Linked DNA regions of Homo sapiens: region 1 is linked to region 2. A link is an interaction called in ENCODE POLR2A ChIA-PET data of the cell type or tissue named here. Cell type or tissue: Caco-2. All regions are shown on one strand. Each heading gives the region's core, and the rest is flanking DNA. Links, peaks and the distances in the headings are about the cores only.

Evidence for each region. Peaks named below come from ENCODE experiments on the same cell type or tissue, not always from the same donor. Only the 100,000 strongest peaks of a DNase experiment are listed, where the experiment ranks them.
Region 1: POLR2A ChIA-PET joins it to region 2 with 5 read pairs; 2 of 35 experiments call an interaction of 5 or more read pairs at or near these places.

What each region holds. Positions count from the first base shown.
Region 1 is chr10:66,156,550-66,168,106 of GRCh38, forward strand. The region is part of intron 13 of CTNNA3 (catenin alpha 3); the gene reads right to left. Among named protein-coding and RNA genes, the nearest start is that of CTNNA3-AS1, 83 kb to the left of the region's middle. RefSeq lists an enhancer at 9,983-10,152. In Caco-2, for the core only: no CTCF peak of the experiment used is centred there; a DNase peak (open chromatin) is centred at 6,352.
Region 2 is chr10:66,064,777-66,076,333 of GRCh38, forward strand. It overlaps CTNNA3 (catenin alpha 3), which reads right to left. Exons shown (of 18, transcript NM_013266.4): 15 at 4,532-4,713. Among named protein-coding and RNA genes, the nearest start is that of CTNNA3-AS1, 8.7 kb to the right of the region's middle. In Caco-2, for the core only: no CTCF peak of the experiment used is centred there; no DNase peak of the experiment used is centred there.

The DNA.
Region 1 (11,557 bases), core at 2,217-10,216, 92 kb after region 2:
TCAAGATGTTTGCAATCTAGTTAGGGAAACAGACAATAAACAAACAATAAAAATGTCAAGTGGTGAAAATGAAGGAAAAAAAAACAGTAGTGAACATATAGAAAGATAGAGGAGATGATATTTCACATATGGCATTGGGAGTGGTCTTGGCATGGTCAAAGAATAGTAACTAGGCCTTTGTATCCAAAGTGTGGTTAATGAGGTGGAGACTGGTAGGATTTTGAGTTCCAACATAGTGGGAAGCCAGATCATATAGTGCCTTCACTCATAATAAGGCTCAATTTTAATCTAAGTGTGTGAAAGGTGCTGAGGGAGAGGGATCATGTATAATTTTGAATAGGGCATTGCCTTGTTCTGACGTGTTTAAATAAGGTGACTATGGCTGTCTTGTTGAGAACAGACTGATGAGGAGGACGTAACCTATTGATTTTCAGTTTTGTATTTCATTTGCATTTGGGTTTTGGTTTTGTTTTGTTTTGCTTTCCTTATTTCCTTTTTTAAAATTTTTCCATAAGTTATTGGGGTACAAGTGGTATTGGTTACATCAGTAAGTTCTTTAGTGGTGATTTGTGAGACTTTGGTGCACCCATCACCCAAGTAGTATACGCTGCACCTTATTTGTAGTGTTTTATCCCTCGTCCCCCTCCCACTACTCCTCGCAAGTCCCCAAAGTCCATTGTATCATTCTTATGCCTTTGCATCCTCATAGCTTAGTTCTCATATATCAGTGAGAACATTTGATGTTTGGTTTTCCATTCCTGAGTTACTTCACTTAGAATAATAGTCTCCAATTCCATCCAGGTCACTGAAAATGCTGTTAATTCATTCCTTTTTATGGCTGAGTAGTATTCTATCATAGATAGGTAGGTAGGTAGGTAGGTAGATAGATAGATAGATGATAGATAGATAGATAGATAGACAGATGATAGATAGATAGATATGTAGATAGATAGATAGATAGATAGATAGATAGATAGATAGATAGATAGATAATCACACTTTCTTTATCCATTCATTGAGTGATGGGCATTTGTGTTGGTTCCACAATTTTGAAGTTGTGAATTGTGTTGCTATAAACATGCATGTGCAAGTATCTTTTTCGAATAATGATTTCTTTTCCTCTGGGTAGATACCCAGTAGTGAGATTACTAGATCAAATGGAAGTTCTACTTTTAATTCTTTAAGGAATCGCCACACTGTTTTCCATAGTGGCTGCATGAGTTTACATTCCCGCCTGCAGTGTAGAAGTGTTCCCTGATTATCTCATCCATGCCAACATCTACTGTTTTTTTTATTATGGCCATTCTTGCAGGAGTAAGGTGGTATCGCATTGTGGTTTTGATTTGCATTTTCCTGATCATTAGTGATGTTGAGCATTTTTTCATATGTTTGTTGGCCATTTGTATATCTTCTTTTGAGAATTGTCTATTCATGCCCTTAGCCCACTTTTTGGTGGGATTGTTTGCTTTTTCTTACTGATTTGTTTGAGTTCATTCTAGATTCTGTATATTAGTCCTTTGTCAGATGTACAGATTGTGAAGATTTTCTCCCACTCTGTGGGTTGTCTGTTTACTCTACTGATTGTTCCTTTGGCCGTGCAAAAGCTCTTTAGTTTAATTAGGTCCTAGCTATTTATCTTTGTTTTTACTGAATTTGCTTTTGGGCTCTTGGTCATGAAATCTTTGCCCAAGCCAATGTCTAGAAGGGTTTTTCCGATGTTATCTTCTATAATTTTTATAGTTTCAGGTCTTAGGTGTGCATCTTGAGTTGATTTTTTTATAAGGTAAGAGATGAGGATCCAGTTTCATTCTCCTACATGTGGCTAGCCAATTATCCTAGTACCATTTGTTGAAAAGGGTGTCCTTTCCCCACTTTATGTTTTTGTTTGTTTTGTCAAAGATCAGTTGGCTGTATTTGGGTTTATTTCTGGGTTCTCTATTCTGTTCCATTGGCCTATGTGCCTATTTTTGTACTAGTACCATGCTGTTTTGGTGACTATGGCCTTATAGGATAGTTTGAAGTCAGGTAATGTGAAGCCTCCAGATTTGTTCTTTTTGCTTAGTCTTGCTTTGGCTATGCAGGCTCTTTTTTGGTTCCATATGAATTTTAGAATTGTTTTTTCTAATTCTGTGAAGAATGATGGTGGTAATTTAATGGAAATTGCATTGAATTTGTAGATTGTTTTGGCAGTATGGTCATTTTCACAATATTGATTCTACCCATTCATGAGCATAGGACATGTTTCCATTTCTTTGTGTTGTCTATGATTTCTTTCAGCAGTGTTTTGTAGTTTTCCTTGTAGAGGCCTTTTGACTCCTTGGTTAGGTATATTCCTAAATATTTTATTTTTATTTTTATTTTTTTGCAGCTACTGTAAAAGGGGTTGAGTTCTTGATTTGATGCTCTGCTTGGTCGCTGTTGTTGTATAGAAGAGCTACTGATTTGTGTACATTAATCTTGTATCTGGAAACTTTGCTGAATTCTTGTATCAGTTCTAGGAGATTTCTGGAGGAGTCTTTAGGGTTTTCAAGGTAAATGATCATGTCATCAGCAAACAGTGACAGTTTGACTTCCTCTTTACCAATTTGGATGCCATTTATTTCTTTCTCTTGTCTGATTGCTTGGCTAGGACTTCCAGTACTATGTTGCAGAGTAGTGGTGAGAGTGGGCACGCTTGTGTTGTTCCAGGTCTCAGAGGGAATTCTTTCAACTTTTCCCCATTCAGTATAATGTTGGCTGTGAGTTTGTCATAGATGGCTTTTATTACATTAAGGTATGACCCTTGTATGCCAATTTTGCTTTGAGTTTTAATCATAAAGCGATGCTAGATTTTGTCAGGTGCTTTTTCTGCATCTATTGAGATAATCATGTGATTTTTATTTTTGATTCTGTTTATGTGGTATATCACATTTATTGACTTGCATATGTTACCATCCCTGCATCCCTGGTATGAAACCCACTTGATCATGGTAGATTATCTTTTTGATATGTTGTTGGGTTCGGTTAGCTAGTATTTTGTTAAGGATTTTAGCATCTATGTTCATCAAAGATATTGGTCTTTAGTTTTTTGTTTTCTGTTTTTTTTTTTTTTTTTGGTTATGTTCTTTCCTGGTTTTGGTATTAGCATGATGCTGGCTTCATAGAATGAATTAGGGAGGATTCCTTCTTTCTCTGTCTTGTGAATTAGTGTCAAAGGGATTGGTACCAATTCTTCTTAGAATGTCTGGTAGAATTCTGCTGTGAATCTGTCTAGTCCTGTATTTTATTTTTGTTGGTAATTTTTCAATTACTATTTCAATCTCACTGCTTGTTGTTGGTCTGCTCAGGGTATCTAATTTGTCCTGATTTAACCTAGGAGAGCTGTATTTTTCCATGAATATATTCATCTCTTCTAAGTTTTCTAGTTTATTTACATAAAGATGTTCATAGCAGCCTTGAATGATCTTTTGTATTTCAGTGGTGTCAGTTGTAGTGTCTCCTCTTTCATTTCTCAGTGAGGTTATTTGGATTTTCTGTCTTCTTTTCTTGGTTAATCTTGCTGATGGTTTATCAGTTTTATTTATCTTTTCAAAGGACCCGTTTTTTGTTTTATTTATCTCTTGTATTTTTTGTTTGTTTCAATTTCATTTAGTTCTGCTTGGAACTTCGTTATTTCCTTTCTTCTGCTGGGTTTGGGTTTGATTTGTTCTTGTTTCTCTAGTTCCTTGAGGTGTGACTTTAGAATATCAGTTTGTGCTCTTTCAGTCTTTTTGATGTAGGCGTTTAGGGCTATGAACTTTCCTTTTAGCACCGCCTCTGCTAAAAATTCCAGAGGTTTTGTTAGGTTGTGTCATTATTGTCATTCAGTTCGAATAATTTCTTAATTTCCATTTTGATTTTGTTTTTGACCCAATGCTGATTCAGGAGCAGGTTATTTAATTTCCATATATTTGCATGGCTTTGAAGGTTCCTTTTGGAGTTGATTTCCAGTTTTATTCCACTGTGGCTTGAGAGAGTGCTTGATATAATGTCAATTTTCTTAAATTTATTGAGGCTCATTTTATGGCCTATTATATGGTCTATCTTGGAGAAAGTTTCATGCGCTGTTGAATAAAATGTGTATTCTGTGGTTGTGAGATGAAATGTTCTATATATATCTGTTAAGTCATTTGTTCCAAGGTATAGTTTTAATTCATTGTTTCTTTGTTGATTTTCTGTCTTGATGACCTGTCTAGTGCTGTCAGTGGAGTACTAAAGTCCCCCACTATTACTGTGTTCTGTCTATCTCATTTCTTAGGTCTATGAGTAATTGTTTTATAAATTTGGGAGCTCCAATGTTAGGTGCATATATGTTTAGGATTGTGATATTTTTCTGTTGGACAAGGCCTTTTACCATTATATAATGTCCCTCTTTGTCTCTTTTAACTGCTGTTGTTTTAAAGTTTGTTTTGTGTGATATAAGAATAGTTACCCTGGCTTGCTTTTGATGTCCATTTGCATGAAATGCCTTTTCCCACACCTTTTCTTTAGGTTTATGTGAGTCCTTATGTGTAAGGTGAGTCTCCTGAAGGCCCCAGATGGCTGGTGAGTCCTCATGCATTCTGCAGTTCTGTATTTTTTAAGTGGAGCATTTAGGCCATTTACATTCAAATGTTAGTATTGAAATGTGAGGTACCTTTGCATTCATCATGCTTTTTGTTACTTGTGTACTTTGGATTTTTGGTTTTGCTTTTGTTATTTACTTGTGTTTTTGTTTTATAGGTCCTGTGTGATTTATGGTTTAAAGAGGTTCTGTTTTGATATGTTTCCAGCATTTGTTTCAAGACTTAGAGCTCCTTTTAGCCATTCTTATAGTGGTGGCTAGGTAATGGCAAATTCTCTCAGCATTTGTTTTTCTGAAAATGACTGTATCTTTCCTTCATGTATGATGCTTAGTTTCGCTGGATACAAAATTCTTGGCTGATAATTGTTTTGTTCAAGAAGGCTGAAGATAGGGCCCCAATCCTTTCTAGCTTGTAGGGTTTCTGCTGAAAAATCTGCTGCTAATCTGATAGGTTTTCCTTTATAGGTTATCTGGTGCTTCTGTCTCACAGCTCTTAAGAGTCTTTCTTTCATCTTAACTTTGTATAGCCTGATGACAATGTGCCTAGGCAATGATCTTTTTACGATGAATTTCTCAGGTGTTCTTTGTGCTTCTTGTATTTGGATGTCTAGGTCTCTAGCAACACAGGGGAAGTTTTCCTCAATTATTCCCCCAAATATGTTTTCCGAATTTTTGGAATTCTCTTCTTCCTCAGGAACACTGATTATTCTTAGGTTTGGTCGTTTAACATAATCCCAGACTTCTTGGAGGCTGTGTTCATATTTTTTTATTCTATTTTCTTTGTCTTTGATGGATTGGGTTAATTCAAAGACCTTGTCTTTCAGCTCTGAATTTCTTTATTCTACTTGTTCAATTCTATTGATGAGACTTTACAGAGCATTCTGCATTTCCGAAAGTGTGTCTAAAGTTTCCTGAATTTTTTATTTTTTTTTTCTTTAAGCTATCTATTTTCTTGAATATTTCTCCCTTCACTTCTTGTATCTTGTTTTGGATATCCTTGCATTGGGCTTTGCCTTTCTCTGGTGCCTCCCTGATTCATTTAATAACTAACCTCCTGAATTCTTTTTCAAGTAAATCAAGGATTTCTTCTTGGTTTGGATCCATGGCTGGTGAACTATTGTGATTTTTTGAGGGGATGTTGAAGAGCCTTGTTTTGTCATATTACCAGGGTTGCTTTTCTGGGTCTTTTTCGTCTGGGTAGGCTCTGTCAGGGGGAGGGTCTAGGGCTGAAGGCTATTGACCAGATTCTTTTGTCCCAAGGAATGTTCCTTTGATGTAGTTATTCTCCCCCTTTTCCTATGGTTGTGGCTTCCTGTGAGCCAAACTGCACTGACTGTTGTCTCCCTTCTGGGTCTAGCCACCCAGCGAGTCTACCCGGCTACAGGCTGGTACTGCAGGTTGTCTGTACAGAGTCCTGTGATGTGAACTGCCTATGGTTCTCTCAGCCGTGGATACCAGCACCTCTTCCAGTGGAGGTGCTGGGTCGGGGGGTGCTATGGACTCCATGAGGGTTCTTAGCTTTGGTCATTTAATGCTTTATTTTTGTGCTGGTTGGCCTCCTGCTGGGAGGTGGCCATTTCCAGAGAGCATCAGGTATAGTAGTATGGAGAGGGACTGACAGTGGTGGGGCTCTAGAACTCCCAAGGTTATATGCCCTTTGTCTTCCACTACTAGGGTGAGTAGGGAAGGACCATCAGGTGGGGGCAGGGCTAGGCATGTCTGAGCTCATACTCTCCTTGGGCGGGTCTTGCTGCAGCTGCTGTGGGGGGTGGGGGTAAGATTCCCAGGTCACTGGAGTTGTGTACCTAGGAGGATTACGGCTGCCTCTGTTGAGTCATGCAGGTTGTCAGGGAAGTGAGGGAAAGCTGGCAGTCACAGACCTCACCCAGCTCCCACATAAACTGAAGGGCTGGTCTCACTCCCATGGTACCCCTGCAACAGCCCCAAGTCTGTTTCCAGGTGAAGGGCGAGATGGGCTTGAAAACTTGCCCCAGGCTACCTGCCTTTCAGCTATGAAAGAAAAGGGCTTGGTTATTCCCCCTCCTGTGGAGTCTGCACACAGGATTTGCACCCTCTCCCCATTTCTGGCCAGGAGGCTTCTCACCCTGTTCAAATTTTTACAAAGTTCCGTTAGTGATTTCCTCCTCCCTGTGGAGTTTTACCCCCTGCTCCTCTGGCCACCCTCCCAATGGATCTCTGTGGTGCCAGGAAGGAATAGGCTGCTAGGGGACCCAGTGAGCTCCCAGGGCCTTTCTGCTGCTTTCTCTACCCCTGTATTTCTCTTGGTTCTCTAAATTGACTCATCTCCAGGTAAAGTCAGAAATTTCTCCTGCAAACAGACCTTCAGGTTCTCCAGTGGGGGTGCGTGTTTGAGAGAGGAGGGTCTCCCTTTCCCACTTCTTCAGTTAGGACACTCACAGTATTTGCAGTGTCTCCCACGTTTTGCAGGAGCAGTCTGCTTCCTTCAGAGGGTCTCTGGGTCCTCTTGGGATTGCTGGTTTGTTCTTGCAGTTGATTTCACTTCTTACTTCTGGGTTTCAGTTATATTATTATATATAAGCTATATGCACAAGGAGATTATATTTTTTGGCAGTGATGCTTAAAAACTTGGATTCCAGACCCAGACTGACAATCACTAGCTGCATGACCATGTTCAAGTTATTTAGCCTCTTTCATCTTCAATGTTTTCATATGATCTATGGTGCAATAATAGCACTCAAGTCAGAAGGCTTTTATTGGGATTAAATGTGTTATATGTGTAAAGATCTTCAAATAGCTTGAGACATGGTAAGTACCATGGAAGTGTTTGCTATGTCATTTTTGTGTTGGTACATATTTGAGTAACATTGTAATGAAAACAATTAAAAGCAACATGGGAGAAAGCATAAAAATTATTTTCCTTAAGAGGGTTCATACTCTAGTGACTTTGAAAAACTGTTTGAGAGCGTGCTAATGTCATATAGCTCAGATGCTTACTATTTACACATCAGTAATTATTGTAGGGGCAGGGAAGGCACTATAAAATTTGTCTGTAACCAAAAATTAAATATTTTTTTCTAACTTGCAGGCCAATCACATTTTATTTTAATTTTAAAATTAAAAACCCAAATATGATGTATATAGTAAATACCATCAAGATACCTATTAATGAGAACTATTATTTTCTAATTTCTTGAGTGGAAGTTATTGTAGTAGATATATTCTGCTTTTTGTCCTGCATTTGTACATTTGGGCAACTTCTCTTCTCTCTGTATTGCACTATTGGGAATATAGGTCATAGATTGCCAAAGTGTCCTGTTCTCCTGGCCACAATCATTGATTCAGGAATAGGAAGGTATCCAAGAACAGCTAACCAGTTTCCACATGGAATTGGACATATGGACACTGTTTTTTTTTTTTTTAGATGTTTCCCTCTTCCCCTCAGACACATAGCAATAAGAGCCAAATTAACAACACAGAGTCTGTCTGAGAATTAAGTTAAATAATCCCAACGTGAACTAGAAAAAGAAAGAAAATCTCTGTAAATGTTATTTAATTATAGAACAATTGACACAATACATAAAAATATGGTTGTGTTCTATGTGAAATTTGTCTTTATTCTAGAATAGTGATTTTAAACATGAGAGATTCTTACCTAATAATATCAATTGATCAAATTTGTGATACTAAAACATAAATCAGTATTCATCCTTCCAACACTGGTTCTATTTACATGAAATTGTATCATTTTAGAGGGGAACAAATGTGATTTGCCGTTTTTTAAATGAATCTTCTGTAGGTCACATTATATTTGGGAGTAGTTTCTAATTATTATTCAAAAAAAGAAAGAAAGGAAAAAGGGAAAATTTCTGTTCCTATCTGACACTTGGCATATTAGTCAAGATCAAATACAGAATACAATACCCTAAATGAAAATAATATGTGCTATATACACCATGGAGTACTATGAATCCATAAAAAAGAATAACGTCGTGTACTTTGCAGCAACATGGATGCAACTGGAGGCTGCTATCCTAAGTGAATTAAGGCAGGAACAGAAAACCAAATATCACATGTTGTCACTTAAAAGTGAGAGCTAAATAATAGGTTTCATACAGCTAAAGAATGGGGACCCTATAGCTCATATGCCATATATAAAGATGGCAACAGTAGACACTGGGGACCACTAGAGTGAAGGGGGTGGAGGAAGAGAGGGGAACAAGGAATGAAAAACTAATTATTGGGCACCATACTCACTACCTGGGTGAAGGGATCAATCATACATCAATTTTACTCTAAGTAAAATTGCATTATGCAATATACCCAGGTAACAAACCTGCATATGTACCCTCTGAATCCAAAATAAAAGCTGAAATTATAAAAAACAAAAGAAAATAGTATGTGCTAAATATTTATATGGTGTTGGTTAGTCATCATTTCTAAAAACCCAATGAGTCCTAATGCCAGTCTTCTCAAAAGCTCATATATAGGATAGAGGAAAAATGGTGAAATATATAGTATTTATTTACAAAGAGAAGGCACTATAGATGTTCATTTACTTCACTGTAGTGAAGTATTATTACCATCTTATTATATATGTGCATGTGTCATCATTTTGTATACCTTCAATATACACAATACAATTTATTTATTTATTTTATTATTATTATTATTTTGAGATGGAGTCTTGCTCTGTCTCCCAGGCTGGAGCGCAGTGGTGCAATCTTGGCTCACTGCAACCTTTGCCTCCCAGGTTCAAGCAATTCTCTGCCTCAGCCTCCCAAGTAGCTGGGATTACAGGCACCTGCCACCACACCTGGCTAATTTTTGTATTTTCAGTAGAGATGGGGTTTCACCATCTTAGCCACCTTGGTCTTGAACTCCTGACCTTGTGATCCATCCTCTTCGGCCTCCCAAAGTGCTGGGATTACAGGTGTGAGCCACCGCACCCAGCCATAAAATTTATTTTCAAAAATGCTTTCACAGAAATTATCTCATTTGAACCTCAAACAAAACCTTCAAGAAGGTAACTGCATTATTTTTTAAGAAAAAAGTTTCACAGAGGCCAAGTGTGATAGCTCACACCTATAATCCCAGCACTTTGGGAGGCTGAGGTGGCCGGATCACCTGAGATCAGGAGTCCAAGAGATCAGGAGTTCAAGACCAGCCTGGCCAACATGGTGAAACCTGTCTCTACTAATGGTGAAACCGGTGTCTACTAAAAATACAAAAACTTAGCAAGGCATAGTGATGGGCACCTATAATCCCAGCTACCTGGGAGGCTGAAGCATGAGAATTGCTTGAACCCAGGAGGCAGAGTTTGAACCGAGCTGAGATCGCACCACTGCACTGCACTCCATCCTGGGGGACAGAGTGACAGTCTGTCTCAAAAAAAAAAAAAAAAAAAAGAAGAAGTTTCAGAAAGATTAAGTAGCTTATCTATGGTTAAAAACAAAAAGCAAAAAACTGGTAACTCACAGAGGTAGAATCTAGTCTCAGTTCAGCTGTTTCCAAATCTCTATGTGGTACATAACATATTTTCGAAGTTTGCATCTCATGTGACAATGTGGGAGGCATAATCAAAACATGGAAACATGAAACAACTAGAGAAGTAATCACATAATTAACTATTATAACAGCAAAAAAAATTAAAATAGGATTAAATTGAAGGGGTGAATGAAGGTTAGTGTGATCAGTTAGTATGATGGCAGAAAAAGAAAAATATTCAATGTGTCCTAAAGGATACATAAAACAGGAACAGGTGTCGATAGAGTTCATGTAACAGTAAGGGACATTTCAGGAAGCTTGAGTTTGGTGGGAGGAGTGGAGCTTTGGAGATACAATGGGAGGTTGGAGAGGTGTGAAGAAAAAGGTGATGTCACTTTATAAAGGAAACTGGAAAGTAAGGCAGAGCAATTTAGACTTGAAGGAATTTCATTTGCTTCTAAAAACTGAAGTATTGTAACATGCAATATGCCTTTCACAAACAAAATAGTCACATATGCCTCTCAGAAAGAAAAGGTACCATGAAATAAGAGAAAGGGACATAGGACACTGTGCTGTATGTAAAAAAGAGGAGAGATTAAGTGTGATAAAATGTTCTACTTTTAAAGCAGGTAATTCCACCTTTCTGCCAACAATTATTATTTTAAAAGGAGGCAAATAGAAAAAAAATTATATGTTAGATTACTAAAGAATATACTTCAAATCTATAAGAATTGAAGCAGTTAGAAAAACTAAATAGTTTACAAATGTGACAGCAAACGTTAAGTTTCCTGTGAGATTTACAATGTCTTTGTATCTGCCCTAGAGATCACTGGGGCTTAATAGACCACCAAGTACAAATGAATCGTTTTAAAAGATTTTAACGTCTTTTGAAGTTCCTACTTAGAAGTAGGATCTTTAATTGACTAATAATTGTGTTAAATCAAAATCATGGAAAATAAGAATGTTTATAATATTATTTTACTTTAATTTTTGGCAAGGTAGAAAGTTATTTAAAGAGACATCAAAAACAAGTTGATCTACTTTATTACTTTGTTAATCTATGTCCTCTGAGAAGCAGACATCTCATGGGATTAAAATCAGGAGGAAGCTGGAAAAGGCTAAGAGAACAGTCAGATCATGATGAAATTATTAACCTGAGTGAAGGAGAGAAGAAAGGATGATTGGGTACAAACTTCCTAGACTGCTGTGCAGTTTGAGGAAAATGAAGTGAAGTTACTGAGGAGTCCCAAGGCACAGGTAGCCACCAGAGGCATCAAGTGTGTCCAGAAATTGGCCTGCCTTAATATCCCAGATACACCTAGTCATCGGCTAAGCACAGCCCATGGGAAATGTAGACATAGCCTCAGCATAGATGCAATCATGGGTTTCAGAGCATGACAGCTGGAGCTCTTGGCCAATTGCCCTCCTTGTGGTTGGAGATCTAAGAGGTGCATTCCTATGGGTGCCAGAGTCACTTTGCTTAAGGCTGGACATGATCTCATGCAACAT
Region 2 (11,557 bases), core at 1,603-9,602:
CTTTCAAGACTTTCACAAAGTAAGCTTATGCTTACTTCCCTGCTTTTTGTTCAAATTTTGTGTTTTTTTGTTTATTCCTGGTTCCTTCTGAATTAAAGTAGTATTTTAAAAATCTAATTAATTCAGCTACTACATATTAAATATATACTAAGCATATATACACATGCTGTTATAAATTCTGGGTATAAAAAAAGGCAAATTTCATACATTCATACAACTTATACTCTGTTATGGAAATAGAGGCAGGAAATATGGGAAAAAATGAATTATTTAAACCAAAAAGTGATAACTGCTAAAAGGAAAGTAATATAGAGTGATAATGAAACTGATGTACAGACTAGTTGGGGAAAGTCTTTACCCTGGGTGGCCAAAAAAGGCTAATCTGATTCTCAGCTCATTCATTCAAGCTGTGACCAGAAGGAACAGCCATGTAAACTTATGTTGGTTTAAATGGTTTTTTTTTGTTTTGTTTTGTTTTGTTTTCCCTTCTCACTAACCATTTATCTCATTTTTGGCTATAGCTTTTTATTCCCCTTTTACAATTTCATTCTGTCCCTCCCCATTTCCTCTTTCCCTTCAGCCTAAAATATATTCAAACATCCAGAAGTCTCAAAAATCTTGTCATGATCATTAGTCTCTTTTAAGTTACTACCTTGAGTCTCTTTGTTTTTTGATCTGCTATTCTCTTACCTATCTTTTTAAATAAGGTTTTTTTCCATTCACCATTTCGTAAAGCAAAAGTCAACAACAAATTGATTAAATCTACTAATTGCCAAACTAGTATCTTTTTAATCATTATCTTCAAGTAAGACCATTGATTACTCACTGAAATTCTCTGCCCAGCATCCTCCTTTGTATGTTACTTTTCTTATTAACACTTGAATGCTCTTTCTTTATCAGATTCTATTTTCTCTGCCCACTTCTTCAAAGCTTCTGTTCCTCATGGCTTTACCCTTCATTGTTGTCCCTTCTAGCTCTAAATCCTGTCTATAAATACACCCACTTGAATTATTTATACTATTTTATGGTGAGAAAGCTTAAGAGTCTTCTCAGTGCCACTTACCAAGTTATTATTATTATTATTTTATTTATTTTTATTTTTTTGAGACAGAGTTTCGCTCTTGTTGCCCAGGCTGATATGCAATGGTGCAATCTCGGCTCACCACAATCTCCGCATCCTGGGTTCAAGTGATTCTCCTGCCTCAGCTTCCTGAGTAGTTGGGATTACAGGTGCATGCCACCACACACAGCTAATTTTGTATTTTTAGTAGAGACAGGGTTTCTCTATGTTGGTCAGGCTGGTCTCGAACTCCCAACCTCTGGTGACCTGTCCACCTTGGCCTCCCAAAGTGCTGGGATTACAGGCGTGAGCCACCGCACCTAGCCACCAAGATGATATTATAATATAACTATTATAGTTCAGGTTTCTTTCCATATGTTGTTTTTCATATAAATGTATTGATACTTTAAATCAGCAACAAATTATAGAAGGTTAAAAGTTGTAATTAAATTATCCAAAATCCAACTACTAAAACATAATCATTATTTAAACCCATGAAAGTTTAGTTTTGTTCCTATACAGGCATATACATGTCTATGTTATATATGTTTGTATTATATAATGCTTGTGATTATATGTGTGGAGAAAGAGAGAGAAACAGAGACAGAGAGAAAGAGAGAAGCAGAGACATATACAAACAGATTTCTCCGAATCTTTGCCTGCAGAAATTGAACCATGGGCCAAAACTGAATTACTTTCTATATGAAGAGGAATAAGAAGACATTTAGAAGCTATGGACTAGAGTTGGAAAAATGGCAAGAGTTAAGTGCAAAAAATAGAAATAGACATTTAAAGAGGTATTTTTATGAAATTCCATGTATAATACACAATAAATTTAATTTTCTCACTTTCCAATGAAATCTTCACTGCACATAATCTTTGGAAAGTGGATTTCTTTCAGAAGAATACAAAGTAGAACTGAATTATATTGTAAAGAGTAAGTTTGGTATAAAACAAAACAAAGACAAAAATATGCATATGAGAATATCTATGCATCCATATACATAATAGATTATAAAATTTAGACTACTTTCATACTATTTAAAAAACTTGACTTTATTTTCTATAGACTCTTTTCATGTGGCAGGCAACCATTTGTTTAATCATCCCAATTTTTCTATTATTTTAAATAATTCTATAGTTATCCTGTTGGGGCTCAGAAAAAAAAAATATACGCCAAAATGAAGGACTTAGAAGCAGCTTCAGAAGCAAAAGTTTTTCTCTGATTTTTTTCTGTTCTCCTGTTGCTCAGTTCCATTTTCCCCTGAGGCTAGTCATAAATACTAGAATCCTTCTCCAAGGCAGGTCACAGAAGCCAGAACCCCTTTTCCCCAAAGCTAGTGATAAAACATAAAAATATTATTCTAAAACGATCTCCATCTCTCTGTGTAATTGTACTAGTCATACAATAATTTTCCTACCTACCTTGTTTGACTATAGGTCATAAGACCCATATTCCAGCGAGGGTCTTGCCCCATATCCAGAAGGTAGAAATACATGTTCAGAGAAGCCAAGAAAAATCTAGACAGACAGGCCTTGCTGGGTACCCCACTCAGTCTATTAACATAAGATCATACCTTATTTGTCCCATCATATTTCTACATGATTGTCCATACTTTATTGAACTTAAGCATAAAAATAAACAATTTATCCTGTGTCTTTGGGTCTTCATTCTGAAGGCTACCATATATACTTGGTAAATAAATTTATATGTTTTTTCACCTATTAATCTGCCTTTTGTGAGTTGATTTTTCAGTAAACTTTCAGAGGCCAAGGGTTTCCTTTATTCAAAAAAGTTTGGCCAGGTGCGGTGACTCATGCCTGTAATCCCAGCACTTTGGGAGGCTGAGGCGGGCGGATCACGAGGTCAGGAGTTTGAGACCAGCCACACCAATATGGTGAAACTCCGTCTCTACTAAAAATACAAAAATTAGCTGGGTGTGGTGTTGTGCGCCTGTAGTCCCAGCTACTCGGGAGGCTGAGGCAGAAGAATCGTTTGAACCCCAAAGGCAGAGGTTGCAGTGAGCCGAGATCGTGCCACTGCACTCCAGCCTGGATGACAGAGCGAGACTCCATCTCAAAAAAAAATAAAAAGTTTATCACTTTATATTATTTCCTTTGGATAGGTTCCCTGAAGTATAGTACAGATATGGATACAGATGATGCACGTATGAAAAGTTTATAAAGATTTTCATTTTACGCATATTCCCAAATTACTATAAGGCTTATGTCATTAGATTTTCAACACGATGCTCTGTACCAAGCCTATTTTAAAAGTTTTGGCAAATTTGATAGATTTAAAATACATCTTATTCTAACTATTTTATTTTTAATATTTTTCAAATATTTGTCTGCCATAACTTTTATAAGGAGAAAGTGGTTAATAATATAACCATATTCTTTGTCCATTCTTCCACTACAATATTAATTTTTTATGTCTGCAAGTATTCTTTATATATAAATGGGATCAAATTTTTGTTTATCCAGTTATCCATTTACATTTCAATATTGCTTAGGACATTCTATTGATGTACATTTTTTGAAGTTCAATTTAACAATCCTTTCTTTGTAAATTATTTTGTATGTAATTTTCATAAACTGTTTCTCAATTTTAATATCACTGAAAGATTCATGTACATTTTCTCCATTAATTATGATTTTAAAATTAACAGTTATTTCATTACTCCACCTGAAAGTTATTTTGGGGTATAAATGAATGTACCAACGGTACACAGCACCATATACATGAATACTACATGGTAATACAAATGAAAGATTTTCTAAGTGTACTAGGTCAGCTTCAGTGTATCCTTCTGTACTGTGGCTTTTATAACTACACCACGACTGAATTATTTTAGTTGTTATAGTTTGTGTACATTAGTTACTAGTAGGGCAGCCACTATATATTTTATTGCTTTTTGACTAACTCTATAAAATGACATTTTAAGACAATAACAAACATTTTTATTACTTCTGCAATATGCCCACAATGTACATTTTTTTCATGGCTATCATTAAGTGATTATAATTTCAAATATATCTAGTTCTCATCTCAGAAGCAAAAGATACCACTATCCTGATTATGCTATAAATCACTATAACTAAAATTACACAGCTATGAAACTCAACCATTCAGATAGCTCCAATACCAGCGAATCACTTGGTTTACCAAATTCTTTGTAGAAGTCACATGCTAGTATGATACACAGAGCAGATGCCTGGGGAAGGGGAAGGTGAGAGAGTATAAGTGGTGTCCAAACCAATTCCACAGAAGTTTCTGAGAAACTTGCCATATTTATTTATCGATCGAAACCTCTAGAATTGTACACCTACAACTTTCTAATACTATATTTGCTTTTCCCCTACCACCTGATTTTTGGCACTTGACACTCAGAGAATCTTGAGGTTTCACTAATATGACTAATATTTTCAGCCATTATGAATATTACACATCGTTTTCCACATAATTACCTAGTGAAGTCTGTCATCTCCATCATGATCATACACATGTTCTTGGCCAGAACAATGATGTCGTTGCTTGTATCATCCCATATCTCAATCTCAGCATCCAGCTTACTCTTTACTTTCTTGAAATCAGCAACTTGCTCAGCAATCTTTTCTTTTTCTGCCTCAGGCAGTTGAGTCATCTTAGCCTAAAACATGTGATAATTAGAGTTAAAATCATTCCACTATGTCAAAAGCATTTTAGGAATAAGTAGATATTATAGGATACTCATAAAACTTGTTCATTTAAAATCAGAGGCACAATATAGTTAAATTCATTCAATTAAAACTTTCCAGGCTTAATATTTCATATAAAAATCTATTAAATTATAATAGTTTGCTCTAGAACTATAATGTTACATTTAGAATAACACTGTAGAACTTGGTGTCCAACATACTTAAATCCATTTTATAAAATAAATGTGGGACTTTGCAAATTTCTAATACGCTTCAAATTTTAAATTAACATCAATTTAGTGTAATGCATCACCTTTGTTAGAAAAGTGCGTATAAAAAGGTGGATGTATAACATAATTTAACTTGAAATGAGACTATGTCTACCTATGTGTATATATGCAATTACAGGATGAATTAGTCATGCCTCAACTTTAACATAATAAAGAAAAAACAATGATGCTTTTAGTTTGAATTTTCTGTAAATATCTCAGCATAATGCTTGACACATATTGAATGTTCCATAAATGGTAGCTATTTCTTATTCAATAAAATTATCAAAATATTTTCATATGTCTAATAAATTTTTTCATTTTGTTTGTATTTTTTCTATGAAGAATCAAATTAAGCTACACAAGACTAAGTTTTTAACTGACACAAGTGCTATTTCTTAGCCTCTGAAAGTAGTTTGTAGTTTCTTTTCTGAGGAAATGTGTCCTATGTGAGGTTGTAAGAGAGGAGCAACTTTTACTACTGCTGGCATATGGCAAAGCACGTAAATGAAGACACAGCTCACTACTTCTGAAATGAAAAGTAATATGCAAGCACGTTAAGTAAATTATAAGCCACCAACCCATTAAACTGACTCACGAATAGAAATGGGTTTTCTCCATCTTGACTACCGGTCATTATCATTCTCTCCATTCTCATAAAAGGTGTTTAAATGTTCAAATTACAATAGCTCCAGATAGGTTCAACTGGTGCTTCTCTTTACATTCTGTATCTCAGAGGTCATAAATCTGTGATTCTATTTATTAGAATAAATAGTGCTGAATATACACTGGTATATTATGGAAAATTATTTACTGTTCTCATAATAAAGCTATTCAAGAGCTGAACTGGTTAAGTGTATTCCAAGTTCAGTTACTTGGAATGCCACTGATTTCCAATATGACCTTGAGGAAGTTACCTAACCCTCCTGTCTAAGTTTCCCTAGACACAAAATGACAGTAATTGCAACTGCTATCCACCTGCCATGCAGGGAACAGAGTCAATTATTGGATAAGATTGCGACTGACCCTGTTGTGGACAGGGAGCTCATTGGTTGCACTTCATCTCCTTAATAACATCTCAACTCAAATGGTGAATTACAACAGACATTTACCTCTGACAAGATAAGAGCCAAAAGTTGGGCAATAGTTTGCAAAATTAAAAGTTCTAGAGAATTCTGGTCCTTTTTCTCAGGGGGAACAATAGCAGCAACAAAACATTAAGTTACTGACACCTTTGCAGAAGGTTTTAAGTGCTTCTATGATTTATTATATGTCATCGATCAATTTCAACCACGCTGAAAATTCCAAAGGAAGACTTAAGAGAATACTTGATGTTTGGAAAGTCTAGGTGAAAAATTCTTTATTGAATTATTTTGTTCAAGTTAAACAAAGAAACTGAGGTACAAAGCTTAAGAAAAATTAAGTAAGTAGAATATCTCTGATATATATCGCCAGGTGGCTATGTGTTTAGGTTTCTGCTTACATCTATAGAGCAGAACTCTGATAGAAATAACTGTCAAAGGCTTTTTCAATCACTGCCATCTGAATAAGATTATATTGTGTAACTATTGATCTTGGAATGTGTTACCAAACACAAGAAACATTTAAACTTCATAGCAGCCCTATGAGGAATTATTATTATCCCAATTTTGTAAGTGAGGAAATCGAGTCTCTCTGAAACATTAAGTGATTTATCAAGATTATAGTGTCAGTCAATGGTAGAATCAGGATGTAAATCAGAAAATATAGCTCTAGAGTTTTTGTTCTATCACTAAGCCAACAAACACGAATAATATTGCCCACAATATACCAATATATACACATTCTCCATGATGGTATTTCTCTATCGCTGTCTACCTTTGAAAGCAATTGTTCTCCAAAGAATAGTCACATTGTTTAGAACCTAAGTTTCCAAATCTTTAAATTATATACCATGATCTTTACCTGACAGGCTGTTTTGGACATCAAATGATATGCAAGAACACACTTTTTGAGTAAAGTGATGTTAACTGTCAACCATTACTTACACAAATAGATTCAGTTCTTTACTCTCTGCAGTGAATCTCAGAACTCTATTTATAATATTATCCATTATTTTTCAATGAAAAGCTGTGTTATCCCAATTGCCTATTAGGCATTTTTAAGCATAGATTTCATTTACTAATTTAACTCTAAAAGAGAGGTCGGCAGAATTTTTCTATAAAGGACAAGATAGTGATATATGCTTTGCAGCTCACACCATATCACTCCGTTACTCAACTGGCAGAGTTGTTACTCTGTTATATTGCAAGAGCAGTCATGAATACTACATAAACAAATCAGTGTGTCTCTGTTCCAATAACACCTTATTATAGACATTGAAATTTGAATTTTACATAATTTTCACATGCCACAAATATTATTCTGATCACATCTGATTACATCTATTCTGAATTTTTTCAACCACTTAAAAATGTAAAGGCCATTCTTAGCTCATGTACAAAAGCAGGCAGCAGGCCAGATTTGACCTGTTGACTACAATTTGCCAACACCTGCTATAAAACTTTCCTATGACCAGGGAACACAGATTTTTATTGTTTTTCTCTGTCTTCATTATCCTTACTTTGTTTGTAACTCCTGAAAGTGCTGACCAAGTGATGCCTGAAACATTTTCTTGTTTTTGTTTTGTTTTGTTTTAAGGCAGAGTCTTGCTCTGTCACCCAGGCTGGAGTGCAGTGGCATGATCTCAGCTCACTGCCACCTCTACCTCCTAGATTCAAGCAATTCTCCCACCTCAGCCTCCCAAGTAGCTGGGACTATAGGCGCCCACTACTGTGCCCAGCTAATTTTTGTATATTTAGTAGAGACGGGGTTTCACCATTTTGGACAGGCTGGTCTTGAACTCCTGACCTCGTGATCCACTCTCTTGGTTTTTGCCTTCCCCTTACATCCAACTGCCCCTTCTCAGAGTCCTCCATCTCCCCTTATCTGCCAAACGCGCATCTCCCAAAGAATCTGTGCTGACCCTTTTAACTTTCTTCATTATCTTCTCCCTTAGCACACTCATCTACTTTCTTTTCTTTTTTACATTGGGAAATAAAATTGTAAGTACTTACTATGCACCACATTATGTTCTGAAGTGTATATACCTTGTGGAATACATAATGGAATACTATTCAGCCATAAAAAAGAATGAAATCCTGTCATTTGTGACAACAGGGAATCTGGAGGAAATTATGTTAAGTGAAATAACCAGACACTGAATGATGAGTACCACATGACCTCACTCATATGCAGAATCTAAAAACGGTATCACAAAAGGAGAGAATAGAGTAGGGGTTACCAGGAGCTGGGGTAGTGGGGGAGGGGGTTTGAGAAGATGTTGGTCAGAGGATAAAAAATTTCATTTAGACAGGAGGAATAAGTTCAAGAAATCTATTATACAACATGGTGACTACAGTGAATAGTAAATTGTATTCTTGAAACATGCTGAGTGAGTGTAAAGTGTTCTCACCACAAAGATGATAACTGTGTGAGGTAATGCATGTGTTAATTAGCCAATATAGTTCTTCTACAGTGTACATATAGGTCAGCTACGCTACTTTCATGACTTCAGCCATCACTGCTATGAAGATTACTTCCAAACAACCTCTTCAGTCCTGTTCTCCTTTCCAATACTGTGATCAGTACATTCACTGCTGTTAGGAATACCTCATCACAGAAGGATGAAAAACACACTCAGCCAAACCATTTATCCTCTTGATTTTCATGTTTCTCAGTGATACTTCCTGCCTTCCAGTCTTGAAGTTTTATATTTTAGAAAATTATCCTCTTTTCTTTAGCCTATTCTGTCAGTTGTCCATTTTATCCTTTATCACATCCATTTCCCTCTATATATTAATATTACCATTCCTGCTGTCTTCTGGTCTTAATATTCTCCTTTGTTTTAAATCTTCTTGCTTTGCTACTGCTTGATTCAATCTTTCTGAATATGATGGAATTGTGCAATCCTTCATCTAATCTCCTTATCTTTACATCACCTTATCAAATAAAGGGTATCAATTCCTCAAACACCACCATTATATTTGTTTGATTAAAATAGAAAATTCATATAAAATGCCTAAATCATAAATGTACAGTTGGAACGATTTTCACAAACAGAGCAAATCCATGCACCTACACTCATATCAAGAAACCTTAAAAAGATTACAGACACTCGGAAGCCTCCTTCTATCTTCTGCTAGTCACTATCTCCTAAGGGTAATCACTAACTTCATTTCTAAAACTGTAGATTTGCCCATGTTTTAATCTTATAAAGGTGTGGAATAATAGCACATGAATTCTTGTGTCTGGCTTTTTGTATTCAGCACTTAAGTGCTTGAAATGCATCTATTCTGTTGCATGTAGTTATATTTTGTTTATTCTCATTGCTCTATACAGATATTATTCCACTCTACAAATATATATATATATATTTCTATAAATTTATTCATGTTTTTCTATAAACAATATTTTGAAAACTATTCCGTTTTTGGCTATGATAAATAATGAGTATTCTTGGACTTTTCTTTAGGTGCACATATGGGTGTATTTCTCTTGAGTATGTATCTAGGAATGGAATTAGTACATCACAGGGATCATCATAACCTTTGTTTCTACCAGCTTTTCAATCTCATCCCATCTTACTTCCTTCAACACACTGTACCCTCAAGCTAAGCTAAGCTATTTGTTGCTGCAGGTAAATATCTTGAGATATTGCCCATTAATTATTTTTGCTCATCTTCCCTTCCCCCAATTTGTTGGTCCAAATTTAATCATATTTCCAGGCCAGACTCATATAGTATATGCCCCTTTCTCCATTCTTCAAGTGTGTGTAATTATTCTCTCAAAATTTTTAGAACATGTTGTCAGTTCTTCCCCCTAGATGTTCATATTGTTCTCTCTTGTAGTCTAATCTTGTGAACACAACTATCTTATCTCACTTACTAGAGATGTTGTTGAAAACAATATCATCTTTCAGAATAATAATTATGACATTACACATAATTTTTCATTTGTACTTTTTAGATGTATTTTTTTCTCCTTCCCCTAGAAAATAAGTCCTCTTAAAGTAGGAACATATTGCATGATAAATGTTTGTTTGTGATTGTTAACAGAAATACTCAAGAGCTAAAAAAAACTCAAGACTTTTGAGCTCAAAATTTTATATCACTGATCTTGTATTTTCATTGTCAACCACATTTACACAAATGCCAAGCTTTTGCCTCTACACAGATCTTAGATTCATTTCTCTTATGCACTTTTCCTAGTATTTTTCAAACTCAGGTCCTTATTATTCCTCCAAGACTGTATTAATAGCACAATTGATCGTTTTTCATCTTCATATCTGCTTATTAATTGTACTATGCTCATTACTACTGCATCAAATATTGATATGCTTACATTATTTATCTGCTTAAAAAATTTAAATGACTATAATTACCCCTTAAAAGAGACAAAAGGAAAAGAAAGGAAAAAAGTGACATAATAGGAAAAATGCAGAAATTGTTGTCATACAGACCACCATTCAAATTCCACTTTGGCCAAGTATTAGTTATACAGCAATTAACAATCCTAAACCCCAGTTTCATATGTTAAATGATAATAAATTTATAGGAGTTGTGTGAGAATTAGTTATGACTATAAACAATTGTACCTGGAATATATTAGGGACTCAGTAAATGGTGCATATATAAATAATGTATATAAATGTATCATCTTGGCCTCCAAGACTTTCCACAAAATGGAAAAGAAGGATAACTAAAATATTCATGTAGCCTACCTCACAGAGCCTAGGCAAGAACCAAATGAAATATTTTGAGTAAGTGCTTTCCATAAGCAATAAATGCCATAGAAATATAGCGCCATTATAATTATCTTATTCTCAGAAGCCCCAGAATCCACATCACTTATTTTGCAGATAAGAAAATTGTCCCAGAAAGGGGAAATGACTTAAAAGAACTCTCCAGCTGGCTAGTGACAGATGTGATGTTTCAGTCCATGTGTCTTCATTAGTAGCTTTCCCTTTCCACAATTTTTTTTTTGGCTTTCCTTAACTATAACTTTTTTTCATGGAAATTAAATTCTTAGGTAAATCATATAACTTTGCTAATTTCTCTATCCATGAAACTGGATGAAACATAGAAATATTATTTTGTTAATAAATAATCCACAATTATGATTTTTTTAATTTTATAAATATTAGAGAATTTCTAATTAATTCATATCACTCATATGAATGGGTAGCTAGAACTCAACATTCAAAATAAAATGTTTGATAAACTTTAAAAATATACACATGGTATATATACATATTGGAAAAATAGTTCTCTAATGATAACTCATGTTCTTACCTTCAGCGTGTCTCAAATTTAATAGTGACATGTACGTGTTTTCTTAAAATAAGCCTAGAGGCATTTGGGAAATAGATGTATTTTTAATACATCAAAAGTATAAATAGCATAGAACACTTTGATGGAATTTTAGAAAATATAAAGTGCTTTTGGCAAAAATTCAACCTAATTAAAAT